Linked DNA regions of Homo sapiens: region 2 is linked to region 1. The links are chromatin contacts, found by Hi-C or POLR2A ChIA-PET in ENCODE. All regions are on one chromosome and are shown on one strand. The core of a region is the stretch at or near the end of the contact, and the rest is flanking DNA. Distances in the headings are between cores, read along the strand shown. Region 1 holds the start of ANKRD1 (ankyrin repeat domain 1). Region 2 holds the start of LINC00502 (long intergenic non-protein coding RNA 502).

The links. A loop is a pair of places that touch in the nucleus more often than their neighbours do. ChIA-PET counts read pairs that join two places held with the same protein, here RNA polymerase II (POLR2A). Pooled maps may share reads with other maps.
Region 2: a map of aorta shows a loop between it and region 1 (2.7-fold over the local background). The contact joins the promoter of LINC00502 here to the promoter of ANKRD1 in region 1. A Hi-C loop is called at or near these places in 7 of 168 maps with a recorded cell type or tissue (Caco-2, Calu3, IMR-90 and 4 more) and 15 of 50 pooled maps. POLR2A ChIA-PET finds 5 or more read pairs at or near these places in 5 of 52 experiments (AG04450, IMR-90, MCF 10A and 2 more).

Annotation. Positions count from the first base shown.
Region 1 is chr10:90,919,347-90,922,610 of GRCh38, forward strand. ANKRD1 (ankyrin repeat domain 1) reads right to left here and starts at 1,741. Exons shown (of 9, transcript NM_014391.3): 1 at 1,655-1,741; 2 at 823-1,002. The coding sequence starts at 1,681.
Region 2 is chr10:91,044,025-91,047,288 of GRCh38, forward strand. It overlaps LINC00502 (long intergenic non-protein coding RNA 502), which reads left to right and starts at 1,784. Exons shown (of 4, transcript NR_047467.2): 1 at 1,784-1,906; 2 at 2,988-3,094.

The DNA of each region.
Region 1 (3,264 bases), core at 491-2,990:
AAGGTCTGAGATAAACATGTGAACAGTTTGAGCAAAAACATTTTTTAAAAATTATATAAATCTTTGACTTCATTTTAGGGATTTCTTATTCAGATATTTATCTGGGAGTCTAATTTTCAGCTAATTGCCATCATCTTTACTTCTGTTGCTTGTAGAATCAGCCCTTGACCAATTGAGGACACGATCTGGTCTCTAAGTGATGACTTTGTAATTAATGCCATAAGCAAGTCTTAGATTTTTAAAGGATTTTTAAAATTATGCTCAAAACTTGGTTTAATTTTTGAGCATGATAAAAAGAATCTAACAATAAATGTTAAGCTCTGAAATATCAATGTCATTCTCTTTCACTAAGCAGAGCCTTCTAAAACAGACTGTCCAGGGACCACAGCTAACTAAAGCAAATTTTATCTGTGTTAGTAATTAAGGAAAATTCACCCAGAAACACAGATTGTGTCAACACAGATAGCAGACAGTTAAACAATGATCTATGGACCACAGACCATGTTATTGAGAAAAAGAGATCTCCGTTGCTTGGGATTAACTACATGGTGTGTAACATCAGGAATTCACTGGACATGTGTATCTTTCAATCAAAACATGGTCACAGCACATTTATTCATTGATTCAGAATTCAGAGGTCATAGTCTTGTCAAAGAGTTATTTCCCAAAACCTGTTCCATACAAGTTGCCTCTTTACGGGTTAGAATCTGGTAAAGAGACATCTTAATGATTGGGTTTGTTTCTCTCTTCTCCTTCCCTGACATTTCCATTCCCTACCCCAGCCCCAACATCCTACTAGTGGATTCCACAGATGGCTCTCACCTCTGCCTCTCGTTGTTTCTCGCTTTTCCACTGTTGCTCCCCCAGGGTCACAGGGTGGGCTAGAAGTGTCTTCAGATCCTCCTGCTTCTCTAAAGTAACAGCAGCTTCATACTCTCCATCTCTGAAATCCTCAGGAAGGAATTCCCCTGCCTCCCCATTGCCATTCTTCTTTCCAGTGACCTATGAGGGAAGAAGATGGCAGCGTCAGAAGCAGCAGCCTCGTCCTGGGTCATTCTTCACAGACAATGCCGCAGGAGGCTCTTGGTCCTTCTCCCCTGGGAACAGCCACCTTTGAGCAGTGCACTCTCAGATCTCAAGCTGCGATGCACACTGCTACAATTGTCCCAGAATTACCTTCAGATGCTTGTCCTACTCTCTTGGTTAAATCAAAGCTTGGGTTAGGTTGACAGATTAAATCTACTTTTAATCTGCTTAATCACATTTCTTTTAGGAAAATCAAAAACCTTCTCTGCTTAATTAAAACTCAACTTTAGGTACTTTTGATGAGTTTCGCCTTATTGTAAAGTTTCCGGGCTTACATTCTTTCAATAACACTTCTTCCCTAAGACATTTTGATAACTACACGTGATTCCACACTGTAGTAATAAAACCAAAGGAGAAGATATTAAATAGGAAATATGCAGAGAATTCATTACTGGTAGCTCCATTTTTTTTTTCCAATTTCACTTGTTTCATCACATCAACCTTTTTCCATATATGACATTTTCAGAGTTCCCTTGCATTACACCTGAAAGCAAAGGGCATTTCAATTTTCAAATAAAAACCAAGATGAACCAGTTTTCATTTTATAAAATTAATGCATCTTACATACCAGTTCCTCTACTTTCAGTACCATCATGTTGGCTGAAGGAGTCTTGTATGTTTTTCTGTCGTGGAAGGAATCCCTGGAGTTGGCCCTGCTGGGCCCCTCCACACCGGTCAGCTTATATAGCTGGGGCCGGGTGAGATAATCTTCCAACCTGGGAACCGAAGTAACACTCCCACCCCCATTAGGAGCCAACTCAGAGGCAGGTGAATTTTCATTCCAGACTCAGTGTCTGGGAAGCTGAAGAGGGAGGGGAGGACAAGCTAACCCTGCTGAATATGTGAATCAGGAAGAAATGTGAGAGGGCCATTCCTTTGGTGGTGATCACATCGCTCAGCAATGCAAGTCATCCTATTTGTCAAGAGTCAGGGGACAGCTGTCTGTTGACATTGCACCACATCACTGCCCTTTTTTTCTTTGTCAGCTTTCATATGACTACCTATCAAGAAAATGTAGATGCCCTACATATCACACCCCCAGTAATATCTTTCTGATAAGCAGACTTATCAACACTTCACTTAGGGGAAACTTGTCCCAGGACATCCTATTCCCTGGGTAAACAGCCTGAGGGGAAGGGATCTGGGCCCTAAAGGCACTTGTCTATATCTGTTTGGAATTCTTTGGAGTGATGTCTGGGGCTAAATAGGCCCCATGACATGCCACCTTACCATCATTATAAGAAATTGAAAGCATTCAGTAATGCACTTTTCTTTTATGATGTCACTGGCCATAATTAGCACATGACATGCTTACCGTGTTCTAAAACAGCATAATAATTGGAGCATTTTTACTTCAAAATGGATCAGAGTGGTCAAGAAATAGAGTAAATGAAACCAGCTATCAGCCGGGTGCAGTGGCTTACACCTGTAATCCCAACATTTTGGGAGGCAGAGACAGGAAGATTGCTTAGCTTAGGAGTTCAATACTAGCCTGGGCAACATGGCAAAATCCCATCTCTACCAAAAATACTATATATATATATGAAAAAAATGAGACCAGTTATTAGCAATGGCAGGACTCTGATTAGGTCATTGAGCTGAAGTTCTCAAATGCTGTGGGGAAAGGAATCACCTGTGGGAGCTTGTCAGAAATACAGATCCCTGGGCCCCACTCCAGGGAATTCTGAGTTGATTTATGGTAACTCGTAGGAATCATCTTGAATTTCAAAGCACCCAGATGATTCTGATGCATCAAGATTTGAGACACGTGGCTGGAGGGATAATGCACTTTGCTTCCGGAAGGGTTGAAAAAGGTCTCTATTTCTGGTTTCTAATCTTTGAGGTGTAAATTATGTAAAAATACTGGGGTCTTTTTATAGTTTCAGGAAAAACTGGGTTTTTTTCAGTAAAAGAAAGGAGAGAAGAATGGGAGAAGGGAATTGTGAATGGAGGGAAGTGTTAATTAGGAAGTTATGTTTGACCTTTGTGTGTCTATTTCTCCCCAAACTCACCCAATCAACAAATGTGGCTGCCATTCTCCTCTTCCCCCTTGAATGCTCAGTCAGTGGATGGTGTTTCTGAAACTTTGAGAAGACATCGACTCCCCACCCCAAGACAAAACATTGACAAAGAGGGACCCTCCCAGTACCTCCTGTATCATATGTTCCGGTCTCCTAA
Region 2 (3,264 bases), core at 534-3,033, 120 kb after region 1:
GGAATTGGGTAGGACGAGGAAACTCTAAATGTATCTGGCAGCTTATTTCTTACTTAAGAAAAGATATGAAGTAAAAAATGTTGGCCAGGTGCAGTGGCTGACACCTGGAATTCCAGCACTTTGGGAGGCCGAGGAGGGTGGATTACTTGAGGCCAGGGGTTCGAGGCCATCCTGGCCAACATGGTGAAACCCCATCTCTACTAAAAATATGAAAATTAGCCAGGTGGGGTGGCACGTGCTTGTAATCCCAGCTACTTGGGAGGCTGAGGCAGGAGGATTGCTTGAATCCAGGAGGCAGAGGTTACAGTGAGCCAAAATAACATCACTGCACTTCAGCCTGGGCAACAGAGTGAGACCCTATCTCAAAAATAAATAAACAAATAAATAAAATCTACAAAATGTCCAAAAATATTAACTTTGGGTGAATTCTGGGTAGTAGGGGAGAAAACTTAGATGTCTCATTACTTTCTGTATTTCTCTGTTTGAATTTTTTTGTAATTGTAAATGTTTTTTAAGTGAGGGAAAAACTCAAAGGTAAAATTTATGCTTACTGTGTCTAGCTCTATTTATGCTGCCTAACGAGCTCTTCAATGTTCTCAGAGATATGCAATTTGCAAAAGGAAACAACAACAGAGCAAAAACCATACGGATGTCTCTCTACTTGGGCTCTCATGTTGCCACCCTTCTACTGAACCTTACATTTTGCCCTGAAGTTAAGTCTTTTAACGGTCATAGCTTAACTCAATTGCTAATTAGCTCTTGTCTCCAAACTGTATTGTTTTCAACTAATCTGAAAGGTGAAGAAAAGTTGTTTCCATACATCTGTTCAGGTTGGTATTCCATGTAACAAACTACCCCAAAACTTAATGGCATAAGACAACCATTTTATTATGTTCCTGGATTCTGTGGGGCAAGAATTTGGACAGAATACAGTGGGGATACTTTGTCTCTGCTCCATTATATATGGGGTCACAACTTGGGGGTGACTTGACAGTGGGGAGTAACTTACTTGATGACTGAGAGCAAAACTCATTGGGAGGTGTATTCACTCCTGTGTCTGGTTGTTGATACTGGCTCTTGACTGACACCTCAGCTGGGGCTGTCTACAGAGTCATCTACTCATTACAATCATGTCACTATGGTTGGCTCAGATTCCCAGGGAGAGGTCAGAGACTCCCACCTCTCAATGGGAAGGGTGTCAAAGAATTTGCATGCATATTTTAAACCCCCCACAATATCCTTTTAACTCTGTTGTTACAATGAAGTGGTTTGATAAGTCTGGACCCCACTTTCTCTTTGTTTACTCAAGTAATCCGTAGGGGGAACATTTAAGTGTATCCACTAAATTGTCTAGGAACATGTCTGGTCAAGTTATAGCAGCTCAGATTATAAACTAATAAGAGTATTTATTTTATTAGTACTATTCCTTGTGAAAGCAGACTAGTTTTTTAAAAAATGACCATTCAACATAAAGGTATACATCATAAATAACTCATAGAATGAAATTTTCACCACCAATGAAATATTGTCCAAGGCGGACTCCATTATCTATTGCTGCACAGCAAATTACTCTATAATTTATGGCTTTGTGGATTTAAAACAACAAACATTTATTATCTCACAGCCTCTGTGGGTCAGGAATTTGTGAATAGTTTAACTCGGTGACTCTGCCTCGGGGTCTCTCCTGCAGTTTCAGTTAAGATATTGTCTAGGACTGTGTCATCTGAAGGCTTGACTGGGGCTGAAGGAGCTGTTTCCAGCATGGCTCACTCTCATGGCTGTTGGCAAGAGGCCCCAGGTCCTACCATGTGGACTTCTCCATAGGACTGCTTGAGTGTTCTCATGACATGACAACCAGCTTCTTCCAGAGTAAGAGATCCCAAAGAGAGCAAAGAGGAAGCCAGAGGTATCTTTTATGTCCTAGTCTTTGTAAGTGACATGCTATCACCCCTGCCATATTCTCTACATTAGAAAGTGAGTTACTAAGTCCCACTCACATTCCAGGCAAAAGACATCAAACTCCATCTCTTGAAGGGAGGCATAGCAAAGACTCTGTGATGATATAGTAAGACTACCACAGGGAGCTGAAAAAAGGCCTCTCTCACTCCATCTTGAAGGAATCTGCCTTAGGGCATCTGTCCTTATTGAGGAAATGAATGTGGGGAAACAAGTTGTTTCCATATGGAAAATTATACATCAATTTCCACTTTGTCATTCAGGTAGGAAACACACCTGGACTACTCTCTTCTATTCTGCTCCTATCTTCATAGGATAAGAACTATGATTCTTGCCAATAACAGCCTGGGGAATGCTTTGCATGTTTTATATTTACGTGCAACTGTGGTAATATCATGGAAGTATGGGTATTCCAGGGCCTATTCTAATGCCCTCATTGACACGAGGGTTCATTTGGTCAAGTCTCCTGGACAGGTTTGCTCTTTCTTGTATTCCATTCTATTGTGTATCTTTCAAAACTACAAACTTGAATGGTCAGGATGATAGATGGGGCTGTGCTTCAGGTCAAGGGAGATCATAAGATGCAGAAAAATTGCCATCTGCAAAAAGCAAAATGCAATGAAGTGAAATGCAATCCTGAGTGACTGTTTCTCATCTTTAGTGAGGCATTGAAGAAAAGATGCAATTACTCATTCATCTGAGAAAAGGAAACCTAGGGTGCACCCAGTTCAGAAACCTAAAAGAAGATCTGCTAGAATTTCTAACTTAGGAAATACCAGTCTTTAGGATGGGGTAGCTAGGTCACTGACAGGAAGGTGGGGGTCCCTCCCTTCAAAGAAAAATGGTAGGATTGTATCTGGTTCTGGATCTAATTCAACTTGACTACTTAGCAGTAAAGATAAATTGGACCCAAAGAGAAAACTGAAAATCACATTTTCCTGGCAAGTCCTTCAATGGGCTTAGTGTGTTTAGATTTATGAGGGAGTGAATGACCTTCTCTGCCACAGTTTTTTACATTTTCGTTTTTCCAGGACTGATTTTCCATCTGGCCTAACCAGAGTCTGAAGTTGCTGAATCAAACAGAGCCAATAGGTCGGACTTGAGCTGACTGGAGCATGCACAGAGCTGGGAAGCACAAGTATGTTCCTTTTGTAAAGGGCTATCAACCAGATGCCTCCTCCTCCCTCCTCCCAGCCTGCCTCAGATCATGGCCCTGAAAGAGAAGACATCCTGTTTTTCCAACTCAAGAGACACCACTGCAGGGGGAGCAGTAGCAGGCTTGGGGACGTTTTCCACTCAAGAAGCTGG